2 separate regions of the Homo sapiens genome follow, and region 2 is linked to region 1. A link is a loop called in an ENCODE intact Hi-C map of the cell type or tissue named here. Cell type or tissue: PC-3. All regions are shown on one strand. Each heading gives the region's core, and the rest is flanking DNA. Links, peaks and the distances in the headings are about the cores only.

Region 1 (8,680 bases), core at 3,303-5,802:
AAGGAATGCTGAGGCTGGGTAATTTATAAAGAAAAGAGAGTTATTTAGCTCACGATTCTGCAAGCTGGAAGGTTCATGATGGTGCATTGAGGGAGGGCCTCAGACTGCTTCCACTCAGAGTGGAAGATGAAAGGGAGTTTGCCTGTGCAGAGGGTACATGAGTGGAGAAGAAGTGAGCAAGACAGAGAGACAGAAAGGAGGGGAGGGGAGAGAGAGAGAGGGAGGGAGACAGAGAGAGAGAGAGAGGGAGCAAGAGCGAGCAGAGGGAAGTACCAGGATCTTTTTAACAAACAGCTTTTGCAGGAACTAATAGAGAAAGAACTCACTCATCTGCCCTCCAGAGAGGGCATTAATGGAGTCATGAGGGATCCATTCCCTTGACCCAAACGTCTCCCATTACAGCCCCACCTCCAACATTGAAATCAGATTTCAACATGAGGTTTAGGGGGACAAACACCTAAACTATAGCAGTCAGTTTAGGGAAAATGTCCCCAACCTTGGCATCTGACCACCCTCCAGTATCTTATAAACCTGGCCTCCCTTCAGCAATAATTATAACAATTTGGCTTAGCCAGTAACCCCTTATCTTTGAAGTTTCCTCTTAATAATTTTCCATCCACTGACCCCTACCCTGCTCAGTGGTTATAAACCCCCACTTGTCCTTGTTGGAGTCAGAGTTGAGTCCAGGCTCTCTCCTCCACTGCAAGACCCTATGGCAGTGGTCCCTGCAACTATCACCATGCCTCCCTTGAATAAAGTCTGCCTTACCAACTTTACCAAGTTTTTGAATCTTTTTTTTCTTTAACAGCTCTAAATACCTTATTTTATGCAATGACTATTATGACCTTTTCTGGGCCTCCTACAGTGAATGTGATCCTAAGTCCTTGTACCAATACCAGCGCAAAACCTAAATGTGACAGAGGATTACAAGATGTGGAGTTATAGAGAGATAGCTATTAGTTTTATCCTCATCATTGTACCTTTTTAGAAAAAAATAGATATATCTTGTTTTATTATGCTTTCATTCATTGCACTTCACAGATATTGCTTTTTTTTTTTTTTTTTTACAAATTGAAGGTTGTTGGCAACCCTGCATTGCGCAAGTGTATCAGCACAATATTTCCAACAGCACATGCCTCACTTTGTGTCTCTGTCACATTTTTGTAATTCACACAATAATTTCAAACCCTTACATTATTATTACATCTGTCATGGTGATCTGTGATCAGTGACTTTTGATGTTAATATTGTAATTGTTTTGGGTGCCACAAACTGCACCCATATAAGACAGTAAGCTTAATCAATAATTGCTGTGTGTTTTCTGACTACTCCCTTGACCAGTCATTCCCCCACATCTCTCCCTTTTCTTGGACTTAGTTATTCCCTGAGACACAACATTATTGAAATTAGGCCAATTAAGCTGGGCATGGTGGCTCATGCCTGTAATCCCAGCACTTTGGGAGACCAAGGCGGGCAGATCTCTTGAGATCAGGAGTTTGAGACCAGCCTGGCCAATATGGCAAAACCCTGTCTCTACTAAAAATATAAAAATTAGCCAGGCATGGTGGCGTGCACCTGTAATCCCAGCTACTCGGGAGGCTGAGGCAGGAGAATCGTTAGAACGTGGGAGACGGAGGTTGCAGTGAGCCAAGATCACGCCACTGCACTGGGTGACAGAGTGAGATTCCGTCTCAAAAAAAAAAAAAAAAAGAAAAGAAAAGAAATTAGGCCAATTAATAACCTTACAATGGCCTGTAAGTGTTCAAGTGGAAGGAATTGTCACAGATATCTCACTTTAAATCAAAAGATAAAAATGATAAAGCTGAGTGAGAAAAGCATGTGAAAAGCCAAGACGGTAAAAGCTAGGCCTCTTGCACCAAAGAGTTAGCCAAGTTGTGAATGCAAAGGAGAAGTCCTTGAAGGAAACTAAAATTGCTACTTCAGTGAACACAGGCATGGTAAGAAAGCAAAACAGCCTTACTGCTGATATGAAGAATGTTTTAGTGGTCTGGATAGAAGATCAAACTAACCACAACATTTGCTCAAGCCAAAGCCTAATCATGAGCAAGGCCCGAACTCTCTTCAATTCTATGAAGGCTGAGAGGTGCAGAAGGAAGCTGCAGAAGAAAACTTGGAAGCTCACTGAGGTTGGTTCATGAGGTTTAAGGAAAGAAGCCATCTCCATAATATAAAAGTGCAAGGCAAAGCAGCAAGTGCTGATGTAGAAGCTGCAGCAATTTATCCTGAAGATCTGGCTAAGATCATTAATGAAGCTGGTTATACCAAACAACAGATTTTCCATGTACACAAAACAGCCTTCTATTGGAAGATATCATCTAGGACTTTCATGGCTAGAGAGGAGAAATCAACGCCTGGCTTCAAGGCTTCAATGGACATGCTGACTCTCTTGGTTGGTCCTAATGTAGCTGGTGACTAAATTGAAGCCAGTGCTCACTGGCCATTCTGAAAATGCTAGGACCCCTAAGAACTATGCTCAGTGTACTCTGCCTGTGCTCTAGAAATAAAACAACAAAGCCTGGATGACAGCATATCTGTTTATAGAATGGTTTACTAAATATTGTAAGCCCAGTGTTGAGATCTACTGCTCAGAAAAAGATTCCTTTCAAAATATTACTGCTCACTGATAGTACACCTTGTCACCCAAGAGCTCTGATAGAGATGTGTAAGGAGATCAACGTTATTTACATGCTTGCTAACACAACATCCACTCTGCAGCCCACTGATCAAGGAGGAATTTCAATTTTCAAGTATTATTATTTAAGAAATACATTTCATGGCCGGGCGCAGTGGCTCACGCCTGTAATCCCAGCTCTCAGGGAGGCAAGAGGCGGGAGGATAGCTTGAGCCCAGGAGTTCGAGACCTGCCTGGGCAATATAGCAAGACCCCGTTCTCCATAAAAAGGAAAAAAAAAAAAAGACAAAAAAAAAAAAAAAGACAAAAAAAAAATAAGCGTAACTCCCCTTAAAGAAATGCATTTCATAAGGCTACTGCTACCATATTAAAACCTTCTGGAAAGGATTCACTAAATGTCATTAAGAACATTTGTGATTCATGGGAGGAGGCCAAAATATCAACATTAACAGAAGTTTGGAAGAAGTTGATTTCAACCCTTATGAATGACTTTTGAGGGGCTCAAGACTTCAGTAGGGATGTAACTGCAGTGGAAATAGCACGAGAACTGGAATTAGACGTGGAGCCTAAAGATCTGAATGAATTGATGCAATCTTATGGTCAAACTTGAATGAATGAAGAAGTGCTTCTTACAGATGAGCAGATGAGCAAAGTGGTTTCTTAAGACAGAATCTACTCCTGGTGAAGACGCTGTGGACACGGCTGAAGTGACAACAAACGATTTAGAATAATACAAAAGCTTAGTTGATAAAGAAGTGGCAAGGTTCGAGAGGATTGACTCTAGTTTTGAAAAGAGTTCCACTGTGGGTAAAATGCTATCAAACAGCATCACATGCTACAGAGAAATCTTTTGTGAAAAGAAGAGTCAATCAATGCAGCAAACTTCATTGCTGTCTTATTTTAAAAAATTGCCACAGCCAGCCAGGTGCGGTGGCTCACGCCTGTAATCCCAGCACTTTGAAAGGCCGAGGCAGGCGGATCACGAGGTCAGGAGATCGAGACCATCCTGGCCAACATGGTGAAACTCCATCTCTACTAAAAATACAAAAAATTAGCTGGGCGTGGTGGTGGGCGCCTCTAGTCCCAGCTACTCAGGAGGCTGAGGCAGGAGAATGGCATGAACCCAGGAGGCAGAACTTGCAGTGAGCCAAGATCGCTCCACTGCACTCCAGCCTGGGCGACAGAGCAAGACTCTGTCTCCAAAAAAAAAAAAAAAAATTGCCACAGCCTCCTCAACCTTCAATAACCACCACCCTGATCATTCAGCAGCCATCAACATCGAAGCAAAACCCTCAAGCAAAAAGATTATGGCTCACTGAAGACTTAGATGACTGTTGGTATTTTTTAGCTATAAAATATTTTTTATTAAGGTATGTACTTCTTAAGGCATCACTTTATTGCACACTTAATAGATTACATAATAGTGTAAACATAACTTTTATACGCACTGAGAAACCAAAAAATGTATGTGACTCATTCAATTGAGATATTTGCTTTATTTTGGTGTCTAGAACCAAACCTGCAATATCTCCAAAGTAAGCCTGTAAATAGAAATAATATCTATCAAGTAAGACATTCTAAAACAGGATTCTGTATGTTTTCTAAATGTCTCCTTGCTTTGTCAAACCCCCAATGACCACTTATTAAACATTTATCTGACTATATGTGCAAGGATTCATCCACCCACAAATGTTAATGCTAGGCAGAATTCACCTTCAGTGTTCCCTGAATGCCACAAGAGAATGTTCAGCCAGTCCTTGTTACCTCAGTAATCATCATCATCATCATCATCATCATCATCATATCTGCCATGCACTTTACATAAATAAATTTAATCCTCACAAAAACACTCCATGGCCAAGGGAGGTAATTATCTACCCTCTCTCCCTTTTTAGATAAAGAAACTGAGGCAAAGAAAAAGTAAGTTACTCACCCAACATTCTAAAACCAGCTGAATCAAGTTTAGAATCCAAGAGTCTGGTTCAAGAGCCCATGATCTTACTCTCTACTCCACTACCTCCTTGTGTCCATTTGAAATAAGGTATCTGTTTACACAGTATTAGACAGATAATGAAATTGTGATGATACTTTCTGAAGCAACAGCACCTAAGAAGGAAGGAAAGCTGGATGTGACTCAGTCAAATAAATCAGTAGAGGTTATTTTGCTCAGATCTTTCATGGGAAAAATCATTCCATTACGTTTATGGCCCCATGTCAAAAGAGCACAATTTGGCTTTATTTCCTGGAGTCCTCTGGTTTTTAGTGGGTCCCAAAAGAGAGAAATCTTCTGGAGACTTTTCAATGCTGTACAAAACCACCGATCACATTTATTGACTTTCTGCCCTACAAACAGTGGGAAGAGTGACTTCATCCCCCAATCAACATAACAGATCTTGACACTGCATGAGCAAAAGCTTTTTGCACTCCAAAAAAGCAATTATTTTCTGTGGAAAAAAAAGTCAGCTTCTTAGGCATAATGAACCCACCTATTAATCTTGTCCTGCTACTCCTGCTAATTTTGGAAACAGGAAAGTAGTCACGCCTTGTTGCTCTCGAATTTAAAAACAGGGCACATCATCAAAAACAAAGAACTTTTCAACTTTGTCCTTCAACTGGTCAGGCTTTCTTGCAAGTGGCAACTTCCAATCAGTGGAGAAGAGAAGCTGTTTATCACTTTAAACCTAGATTTTTTCATTGTAGGATATATGCATATCATTGACTGAAGCACAGTGCCTTTAGTAATACAGAAGGTACTTCCTTAATTAGTTGAAGATCTGTGTTTAAGAAAGGAGGCGACGTAATAATTAACTTACTTTTGATCACTTCTAACAATCTTTAATATTAATAAAGGAAGCCTGAAGAGTTTTCTTTTTTATGTTTTTACAAGACTTATTGCTGATGAATGGATTGCTGGGTAGCTCATCAACCCAGATAACTAGTTATATACTTCCTTCTCATAGTTACTGAAAATCTACCTGCTATTATTGAAAAATAGTCCTGAGATTTCAATTTGGAGAAAAGGTAGGTGCAGAAAAACAAAGGCCACTGATGGGTGTGTAGTTGTAGAGGATACAGGAGTGGCAGTGAAATCCAAAGGATGCTGATATGGTTTGCCTGTGTCCCCACCCAAAACCTCATCTTGAATTGTAATCTCCATAATCCCCACATGTCAAGGGTGGGACCAGGTGGAGGTAATCGGATCATGGGAGCAGTTTCCCCCATGCTGTTCTCATGATAGTTAGTGAGTCTCAAAACATCTGATGGTTTTATAAGCATCTGGCATTTCTCCTGCTTGCACTCATGCCATCCTGCCACCCTGTGAAGAAGGTGCCTGCTTTCCGCCATGATTGTAAGTTTCTTAGGGTCTTCTCAGCAATGTGGAATTGTGAGTCAGTTAAATCTCTTTCCTTTATAAAACAGCCAGACCCAGGTATTTCTTCACAGCAGTGTAAGAACAGACTAATACAGTAAATTGGTACCAAGAGTGGGGTACTACTACAAGGATATCCAAAAATGTGGAAGCAAATTTGGAACTGGATAACAGGCATAGGATGGAACAGTTTGGAGGGCTCAGATGACAGAAAAATGTAGGAGAGTTTGGAACTTCCTAGAGACTTGTTGAATGGCTTTGACCAAAATGCTGATAGTGATATGGACAATGAAGTCCAGGCTAAGGTGGTCCCAGATGGAGATGAGGAACTTGTTGGGAACTGGAGTAAAGGTCGCTCTTGGTATGCTTTAGCAAAGAGATTGGTGGCATTTTGCCTCTGCCCTAGAGATCTGTGGAACTATAAACTTGAGAAAAATGATAGTGGGTATCTGGTAGAATAAATTTCTAAGCAGTAAAGTGTTCAAGGGGAAGCAGAGCAAAAACATTTGAAAAATTTGCAGTCCAATGATGTGACAGAAAAGAAAAACCTATTTTCTGGGAAGAAATTCAAGCCAGCTGCAGAAATTTGCATAAGTAATGAGAAGCCAAATATTAATCACCAAGGCAATGGAGAAAATGTCTCCAGGGCATGTCAGAGACCTTCCTGGCAGCCCCTCCCATCACAGGCCTGGAAGTCTAGGAGGGAAAAATGGATTCCTGGGCCTGTCCCAGTGCTCCCCTGCTCTGTGCAGCCTCAGGACATTGTGCCCAGCATCCCAGCTGCTTCATCTCCAGCCATGGCTAAAAGGGACAAAGGTACAGCTCAGACCATTGCTTCAGAGGGTGCAAGTCCCACGCCACCTTGGATGTGAGACATGGAGTCAAAGGAGATCATTTTGGAACTTTAAGATTTCATGACTGGCCTATTGGATTTCAGACTTGCATAGAGCCTGAAGCCCCTTTGTTTTTGCCAATGTATCTTATTTGGAACAGGTGTATTTACCCAATGCCTGTACTCCCATTGTATCTAGAAAGTAACTAACTTGCTTTCAATTTTACAGGCTCATAGGCAGAAGGGACTTGCCTTGTCTCAGATGAGACTTTGGACTTGGACTTTTGGGTTAATGCTGGAATGAGCTAAGATCTGGGGGAACAGTTAGAAAGGCATGATCGTGTTTTGAAATGTGAGAACATGAGATATGGGAGGGGCTGGGGAGGAATGATATTGTTTGGTTTGGTCCTCACCCAAAATCTCATCTTGAATTGTAATCTCTGTAATCCCCATGTGTTAAGGGCAAGACTAGGTGGAGGTAAATGGATCATGAGGGTAGTTTCTCCCATGCTGTTCTCATAATAGTGAATGAGTCTCACCAGATCTGATGGTTTTCTAAGCATCTGGCATTTCTCCTGCTTGCATTCATTCTGTCCTGCTGCCCTGTGAAGAAGTCTTGGGTATTTCTTCATAGCAGTGTAAGAACAGACTAATACAGATGCTTTGAAAATGTGGAAAGAATAGTGATATTAAAATTAACTATAAATTACTTATCATGTAATTTTTTTTAATAGTGCAATCCTGTACTCTCTTGTTTATTATCCTTTGTTCATTCTATTTTTATAATTGGGAGGATAGTATATGGCACAATGTCTGCCATATGAGGGTGATTTAATTAGACCTGTATTTTTAAAAGGATCACTTTGGCTGCTATGTGGAGACTAATTAGAAGGAAGTAATACCTGAGTTCAGAACAGTTCAGAACAAAAACAGATTCGAAGCTGTTTCATTAATTCAATATAATGGCATGCCAGAAGAATGCAAATGGACATAGAAGGAAGAGGATGAATTTGGGAAAAGTATGCAGGCAGTAGCATGGTCAGAAATCATGGACTGGATGTGGGAATGAGAAAAAGTAAGGAGTTAAGGTTTCTGGCTTAGTGGATGTTACTGGTATATTCTCAAAAGGGGAATACTAGTGGAGGAGGGGGACTGTAGAAGAAGATGATAAACACATTTTGGACATGTTGAAGTTGAGGTACCCGTAAGACATTTAAGTAGACATGAGACAAAAGTGACTGGATATATACTGTCACCCCTAAAGCCCAGGCAACAAATATTTGTCAATCTACTGTCAACACTGGACTAAACACTGGGAATGGAACAGTGAAAAAGCTATACATCACCATAGCCATTGTGGAACTTAGAGTCTAGGTGAAGAGAAGGGCATTCAACAACTAGTCACCCAAATGCAAAAAATTGAAGCCATGAAAATGAAGTGTTTCAAAATGGGCAAGGGCTAATTACATCAAATGATGCTTAGAGATGCAGAGGATATTAACAGAGCCATCTATTGGATTTGATAACAAGGATGACACTGGTATCATGACAAGAGCTGCCTCAATGGAATACCAAAACGGAAGCCAGATAAAAGTGAGTTGAAAAGAAAACTGTACAGTGAGGAAGTAGAGACCATGACTATAGGACTTTTATTCAAAAGGTTTTGCTGAGAAGGGGAGCAGCCAAATGGAGCACTGGCTAGAAAGGGACATAAATGTCAAGGGAGAGTGATTTCAGATTTAAGATGGAAGACTGCAAAGCACATTTGTATGTTACTGGAAATATTCCAGCAGAAAGGGAGAAAGTGATTATGTTAAGAAAGGGA
Region 2 (8,680 bases), core at 4,027-6,526, 140 kb before region 1:
CTTACAGCTTATCTGTGCTATCTCCTGATGCCTCTTCATGGAAGAAGGTGGGAGGGATGGGTGGTGGAGGGTGGTCAGCTACCAGCTGCTGTTAAAATCTGTCAACTGGCAAGTGAAGCCTTCTGATTTGTGAGCAATTTCCAAAAGAAAAAAAATCAGAACTACCATCTGGGAAGTAGGAAGAAGATACCACTTGGCAAAAATGATTCAGAAAACACAGGCAAACACAGAAACACACACAAACATATCAATGTGTACACACACATACACACAGAGAAAGGCAATGGCCTCAGCTGATAAAACCATCAATCTCCTCCTACTACTTTTTTTTTTTTCCAACTAGACTAACATCAAAAGCGAGGTCAGAGGGTGAGCGACAGAACTATTGACTGGATTCTATTGATAGCCCCACTGCTGACTCACTACTCTACTTCAAGCAAACCACCTGTTATGAATTTAGGGCATAGTTTATCAATTTGCAAAGCAGGTGTGTGCATTCTCACCTTCCACAAATCATGAGGCTCATTTAAATGAGGATTTCAAAGAACTGTGCTATTCTGGGAATAGAACTCCCGAAAGGAAGTGTAACATGTCATTTTTAGAGTTCCAAATGATCTCCATACACTCATCAAGAGTCTTCACAATCAACAGAAAACCACCAGTGGGCACCGCTATTCGCTCAAGCAGGTGCAGTGGAAAAGCCCGACGCCTATTCCCAGCATGAAACATGGCTGCCCCAAGTATTGGAAGAACATGATGCTCTTTCTATCTCCTTTTCCTCCCACATTCACCCAAGACTGTGCTCCAAAGGGACCACTTCACAACCAGGTGTGATGGTGGGTGCCTTTAATCCCAGCTACTCAGGAGGCTGAGGCACAAGAATCACTTGAACCGGGGAGGCAGAGGTTGCAGTGAGCTGAGATCATGCCACTGCACTCCAGCCTGGACAACAGAGCGGGACTGTCTCAAAGTTGCAGGGGAGAAAAAAGAACCATTTCATTCTTAACTGTGATGCTCAGGCTGGCCCTATGGGAACCACTCAGATGAAAAGTAGTTATGCAAAGCTTGCTACTCTGGCCTCATTCTGAATTTTGCACTGAGGGATAGGATAGCTACTTTCAGTATTAAGAAATAGTTCCCAGAACTTAATGTTAAAACATTCCACATTTGTCTTTGATTTCACCTGATAAATTCCACTCAGTTTCTCCTACTTTTTCTGAATTACACTTTAAGGTACTGTCATTATGCACAATACTTTCAAGTTCATAGTTATAAATTAATTGTAAATTTTCTTTTACAATTATCTTTTAAACTCAATTAAAAATAGTATGGGGTTTACTTTTTTTTAAAAAAAGAGTATTTATTTCAGCACTAGTTGTACAATAGAAGAACATAAGACTTTGGTCTCTCAGAATGGTAACATTTTAATGTCTTTTCCCATTCAGTCATAAACCTGTTCTCCTTAATTAGCCTTTTCAGGTAAACCTTAATCCTACTTTGACACTTATAATTAACACATAAATTAATATAAAAATTTTTCCAACTCACCTAAAAGTTTAAATGAACAGAGGAATTTCACAGTTAATTCTGTATAGAGAGACCATAACATTGTGGTTAAGAGACAGGCTGCCTATATTCAAATCTTGGTCTGTCAAATATGAGCTGTGTGACCCTGGTAAGTTTAAATGCTCTGTGCCTCAGCTTCCTCTTTTGTAAAATGGAGTTAATAGTATTTACAGAATTGTTGGGAGGATTGAATGATTTAGTGTACATAAAGCATTTAGAACTCGTACAGTAAGCAGGCTTTCAGGAAGCGATAGTGATTATAATCATTGTCATCCCAACCACAACACTGTCCAATACAACTTAGTAAATGCACAACCCACTGTGTTTGGGGCTCTAATCAAACCATTGCAAGACAATCAATTGAAGGTAGAAGCCAAACATAAATGACTAGTCAGCACATCATATAATGGCATAACACAACTGAGCAAATTCTGCCTTCCAAAACCCAGCCAGGCCAGGAAGGACACAGAGCTGTCTTCTCAATATAGAGAACCTCAGATGGAACATCACAGCCTTCAGTGATAAGAAGGATAAGGGTAATAACACTTTCTGGCATATAAAACTCAGAGGTTTCTCTTTCCCAAGGAATCAAATCCCACATTTGGCACAACCCCCAGCAGTGAAGAAGTCTGCAATAAAAATGAGCAACATTTCAGAAATACACCGCCTGCACAAAATATAAAGTTCCCTCTGAAATAAAAAGGCTCTTTTCAAGCAGCTTGGGGAAGGCAAAAAAGGAGAACACAAGACTCAAATTAAACATGGCTGACTACAGACTTGAGATGTATTTCCAATCAGGGATCCATGTCTGATTCAATGGGCAGGTCAAAGACAGTGAAACTCCCAACATAACATAAAACATGCAAGGTCTTGGTGCTGCAGGAACCAAAGGATAGTGATCAGTGATATGTCACCTCTGAGAGTATTACTGTGGTGCATGTAAGGCTGGACTGAAATACAATGAACAACCAACTCATGCTTCAGTATAAAAAATGGAATATCTAGTGAGAGAAGGATGATAGTAAACATTTTTAAACAGTCAATGAAACATAGGTAACAACCTGTCAGAATACTGTCTGGATGTAAAAGCTTTGCTTATACCCATCCCTTCCATGTGCCCTTATACAGACCTAGGTCTAGAGCTACCAACCAGAAACTGAGGTTCCTCTCCATCTCTCTTCTTGGGCTCTACTTCTGAGATGGCTACAGCCATTCTCTTTCTTGGTCCTACATCGATATCATTGGATCTACATTCATTTTGGAAAGCATGGCTATCAGAGACATAACATGGTCAAGGCTGAATTAGGATGGGAAGCCATATACTGCAGTCACAGATGCTAAGGGGAGGAAACAGGAAAAGTAAGAAGCTCTCAGGGAACTTTCTCTCATTTTCCCACCTATTTTTAATGAAATAAAGGCTAATTTCAGAAAAAGATAAATTTAAGGCAAAGAGCATTAAATGACAGAGAAGTTAGTTTTACAAAGGATAAAAGACAAAATTCGCAATGAAGACATCAGCATCATAAACAATTTTGCGGAGACACACAGCATTGAAATGTATAAAAAACATTTAAGACATGCATTAAAAAAACATTTTAAGTCTCTGAAAGATCAAGCAGGCAAAAAAGTAGTTGAAAATAAAAATATAACTAATAGCTTCAGGTACATAAAACTTCATCTCTTAAAAGCAAAAAGGACACCTAATTTTAAAGTGTCAAAGTACCTATACTTGGTCTTAAAGGAAAAGCCAATACATTACTAGAAGGAGAAGCTGTTATTCATTTATTCTCATATATTCTCTGAGTACCTTCTACATGCTATGCGGTATACTGGCTCTGATGTTACAGTAGTAACCAAGACAGACATGCTGCTGCCTCTACAAAGCTTAGAAACTAGCAAATGAAAGAGAAAAGAAAATGGGGGCTATGGTTTGACTGTGTCTCCTTCAAAATCCAGGTGTTGCCAAAGTGGTAGTATTAAGAGGTGGGGACTTTAAGAGGTGATTAGGCCATGAGGGCTCCTCCTTCCTGAATAGGACTAAGACACTTACAAAAGAGGCTTCACATAGTGAGCTCACTCAGTGAATTTGCTCTCTTGCCCTTCCACCTTCTGCCATGTGAGGATGCAGCAAGAAGGCCTTCACCAGACACCAGACACCAGATACCAGTGCCTTGATCTTGGATATCCCAACCTCCAGAACTGTGAGAAATAAATGTCTTTTCTTTATAAATTACTCAGTCTCAAGTATTTAGTTATAGCAACATAAACAGATTAAGAAAATGGGTAATTGCAACAGTTTGAAATATACTTTGATATGACAATTGTATGGATCATGGGAGACATTCCCCCCACTCATTGTGATCCATGCTATACTTAAGGAAAAGGGCAGGTTGCTAAGCAAACAAAAAGACAGGGACAAAGAGCTACTCCAAACTTTGAGGGCTCAGATACTACATTACATGTAATAATTTACTATAAGGCATATAAAAGAAAAGCTACCTAATTTTTTAATGAAGACAGCAAAGTGTAGCAAACTTGGAGAATCACCACACATAACCAAATAAGGTTTACCTCAAGAATTCAAGAATAGTTTAATATTAGCAATTAATATGTATCATTTGATCCAATAGAAAAATGTAATTAGAGAAATATTTTATTGTTTTTTTTTTAACAATTTGCAAGTGACTATGGCAAGGGTGCAGAGTACAAGGTTAGTATTCAAAAGTCAACTGCCTTCCTATATACCAACAATAAAACTAAAATAGACCAGCAATAAATTTGAAATTTAAAATAGAATACCACTTACATTAGCACCCCCCAAAATGAAACACTTAGAAATATTTTTGACATTTTGGGGCTGGATAACATAAAAATATACAAAAAATTATGAAAAAAATAAACATTTCACCAAAGGCACAATCCATGAAATAAATAATAAATTGGACTGCATTAAATTAAAAACATCTGCTCTGCAAAACACACTGTCAAGAGAACCATAAGACATGCCACAGACTGAGAGGAAATATCTGTGAAAGATATATCTGATAAACGATTGTTTTCTAAAGTATACAGACAACTCTTAAAACTCAACAGTAAGGAAATGAAAAACCCAATTAAAAATGGGCAGAATGTTTGAATAGATAACCCACCAGAAAATATATACCAATGGCAAATAAGCATAGGAAAATACACTCACCCTCATACATCATTCAGGGGCTACAAATTAAAACACCAATAAGACACTACTACATACTTATTAGAAATGGTAAATGCTGGCAAGGATGTGAAGCAACAGGAACTTTCATTCATTGTTGGAGGGAATGCAAAATGGTATAACCACTTTGGAAGACAGTGTGGCAGCCTCTTACAAAACTAAGATTTCACTATATGATACAACAATTGTGTATTTGTCCAAAAGAATTGAAAACACGTCTACACAAAAACCTGTACACGGATATTTATAGCAGCTTTATTTATAATTGCCAAAATTTAGAAGCAACCAAGATGTCCTTCAGTAGGTGAATGGATACATAAACTGTTACATCTAGATAATGGAATATTATACAGCCCTGAAAAGAAATTAGCTATCAAGCCATGAAAAGATATGGAGAAATCTTAAATGTATACTATAGGTGAAAAAAGCCCACGTGAAACACCTATATACTATATAAGTCCAACTATATAACATTCTGGTAAAGACAAAATTATAGAAACAGTAAAAAGATCAGTGGTTGTCAGGGGTTAGTGAGGAGGGAGTTATGAATAAGCAGAGCACAGAAGATTTTTTAAAGCAGTGAAAATATTATGTATGATGCTATAAATGGTAGATGCATATTATTATATACTTGTCAAAAATCATAGAACATACAACACCAAGAGTGCAGGCTAATATAAACTCTAGACTTTGGGTGATAATGATGTTTCATTGCAGGTTTACTGATTGTAATAAATCTACCACTCTGGTGGAGAAGAATGATAGTGGGGGGAAAATGGAGAACACAGGGTGTATGGGAACTATGCACTTTCCGATCAATTTTATTGGGAACTTAAAACTGCTCTAGAAAGTCTATTAACTAAAAAGCTATCTGTTTTCCATAATTTTTATTTTAAGGATAATACACATACATCACTTTTCTTAAATAAAAGAGTAGTAATCAGTAATAAAAATAGCAATCCTTTGTCCCACCTCGCAATTTTGCTCCTCTGCAGCCAATATTTTAAACTCTTAGAGCTGATTCTTCTGGTATTTACCTTCATTTTTCTAAGTATATTTACACTACTACTTTTCACTTATCAAGTTTGAATATTATAGAATTCCTGCGGTAGATGAAACTCTAGCTATTTTGCACGACTTCCATTCTCTTCCACCTTTGTCCAAATATTATATACAAAATTTTTCATTAAGTCAACAGTTGCTATTTATATTATTATGACCATAAAGATATTGTTCATATCTGAGCTGTTTTACTAATATTTGTAAAAGGGTAACAGGAAAAAATTCAGAAAATATTCCACATTCCTAAGTGGAAAGGCATATTTTAAAGACACCATTTCTTCCTCTACTTTTTATATTAGATAAACACAATAAGGTTTTTATGGGAAATTGATAAAACATTTTCCCATATAAACTTTAGAATCAAACAGCCAAGACTAGCACATGTTTGAAAAAGAATACACTACCAATGTTTGGTTAAAGATAAGATAAACAGGACATGTTTGCAAGGTAGCAAGACTACACGATTAAAAAACTAAGGATGGAGTACCTTTTATCAGAATAACCATCCCACAAAAGCCACCTCTAAAAGCTGAATGAAAAAATATACACAATTGTTTGAACAAAATTTTGAAGCTATTCAAGAACAACTGGCACAGGTAGGACTTAAGAATCTATGATCCTTGAGAGAAGAAAAGCACTGAAGGTAATCTACACATTCACTTCAACTATTTCCTTGGGAGCACTGTTCAAAATTCCACCATGGGGAACTAGAGATGAAGAGAAAATGGTAAAATCAGCCAAAGCAGCTGGGACAAAATTCCTGGGAGTAGGTAAGCACAGAAGAGTGAACCCAAAAATATGAGTAAAAATTTCCCCCAAGTTGTTGGCCAATTCCTAAGCTGGCAGCTGGGAAACTAAAAAGCTAAGCAGAGATTTTATCACCTGTATGTTTGGGGGAAGTCAGAGTTTGGTGGTCAAATTCTACTAAGGTAAAGTACACTTGATAAATACTTGGACTTTCATTGAGATGTGAGGCACTGCAGGTTAGCAATAAGAGCCATCTCTAAGAACAAAGGTAAGACTGCAATAAACCTACCCAAACAAAGCCTAAAATAAGCCCTTGAAAGTGTCAAGGTAATCCACTGGTATTCCAGCTCCCAGCCAGCAGGGAAAAAGAAGAAAAAATCATGGACAGCCTCAACAATTTTTGATGCACAATGTTTGGCAGTAAGTCACAAATTACTGGGCTTACTGAAAAAACAGTACCAAATGACATAAAACCGAAGAGAAAATCAGTCAACAGAAATAGAACCACAAGCAATTCTAACAATGAAGTTATCAGACAAGGACTTTAAAATTATTAAGATTAATATGTTTTTAAAATTTTTTAAGCATGAATATTTAAATAGAGATGTAGAATCTGTTTATAAGGGGACTCAAATGGAAAATCTAGAACTTAAAAGTATTCTATAACTAAAATTAAGAATCCAATTGATAGCTTTGCACAGTGGCAGTATCATAGCCAATGAGTACACAATTATTGCTAAGTGAAATAATCCAATTGATGAACCCAATGGCAGATTAGACAAAGCAAAGCAGAAAATAAGCAAACTGAAAATGCCTACACTGAAGTACATTTTTTAAAACCGGATAGTAAAAAAAGCACAAATAGTGTATGACATATATACATATGTCTGTGTGTGTGTGTGTGTGTGTAATACAAATTATAGAAGGAGAAAAGGAAATGTGGCAGAAGCAATATCTGAAGAAATAGGGGCCAAAAATTCTCCAAAATGAATGAAACATCAAACACGAAATCAAGATAAATAAAAAGCAGATCACACCTAAATACATCATGGTAAAACTGCTTAAGAAAACAAAGAGAACTCGCAGAAACAGCCAGTGCAGAACAGAATATTAGCTTCAAAAGAACAATAAGAATGAGGTCTAAATATTCAACAAAAAATTTCAAAGCTGGAAGACAATGCAATGATATATTTAAAGTGCTGAAACAAAAAAAGAACTACCAATTCAGAATTTTACTTCAAAAATAAAGGAAAATACATTTCAAACACATATATGCTAAGAAATTCATAACCAGCAAACTGGCACTATGAGAAGTACTAAATGGAATTTTTGAAGCTAACAGAAAACAGTCTCATATGGAATTATGGAAATGTAGAAGGGAAGATTGAGTACATGTGTAGGTAGATATAAAATACTGACTAACAAGAATTATAATACTCTTCCCATTGGAAAAGATTGTCTCCCACTCCTTAAAAAAAAAAAAGAAAAAGAAGAGATTTGCAAAATTATAACTTTTATTGAACCCATTAGAAAGCACTTGGCTTTTAGGGCAACCAAAATAACCCAAAATTTAAGAAAAGACAGGAGCCTCCAAAGGGAGACAAGATACTAGAATTTGCTTACCTGAGACAGACAGTGGACCCCTGACAAGCCATTAGGAAGAATTTCAGCTAAAAGTTTTAACAGACTGCTAAAGACCAAGTATGAGTTAGCAAGAGAGCACAAAACTTCTAGGAGCTGCAGACAAAATAGAAATTTACACCCACTCACAGACTCTTCTCAACCACCTTCACTGGATGCTAATGAGAAAGACTGGGGGCTGAGGGAGAGACTAGAGAAAGCCTCCCTTTTAGTCCATTCTTGGTAGAGGGAAACAGCAGGCACTGTGGAAAACAGCACTAAATCTACACAGATTCTTGTCCATCTTTCCTAGGAAAAAATAGACTTAAGCCATTGGGGGAAGGACAGAAAATCCTGTTGGCTTTTGGGCACAGTTGAAGACCTCTGCAACTGGGGAAAGGGAACAGGAAAAAAACAACAACCGAAAAAAAAATAATAATAATAAAATAAAATAACCTCAACCTCTAACAC

The links. Hi-C counts contacts between places; a loop is a spot of excess contacts. Peaks named below come from ENCODE experiments on the same cell type or tissue, not always from the same donor. Only the 100,000 strongest peaks of a DNase experiment are listed, where the experiment ranks them.
Region 2: a loop joins it to region 1, with 5 times the contacts of the local background. A loop is called at or near these places in 1 of 110 quality-filtered maps.

What each region holds. Positions count from the first base shown.
Region 1 is chr14:61,881,156-61,889,835 of GRCh38, reverse strand. All of the region lies in intron 1 of SYT16 (synaptotagmin 16), which reads right to left. Among named protein-coding and RNA genes, the nearest start is that of SYT16, 73 kb to the right of the region's middle. In PC-3, for the core only: a CTCF peak has its summit at 4,676; DNase peaks (open chromatin) are centred at 4,035 and 4,765; H3K4me3 peaks cover 609 bases; H3K27ac peaks cover 2,364 bases.
Region 2 is chr14:62,021,436-62,030,115 of GRCh38, reverse strand. The region is part of intron 3 of SYT16 (synaptotagmin 16); the gene reads right to left. Among named protein-coding and RNA genes, the nearest start is that of LINC00644, 110 kb to the left of the region's middle. RefSeq lists a silencer at 1,076-1,125. In PC-3, for the core only: no CTCF peak of the experiment used is centred there; no DNase peak of the experiment used is centred there; H3K4me3 peaks cover 944 bases; H3K27ac peaks cover 1,909 bases.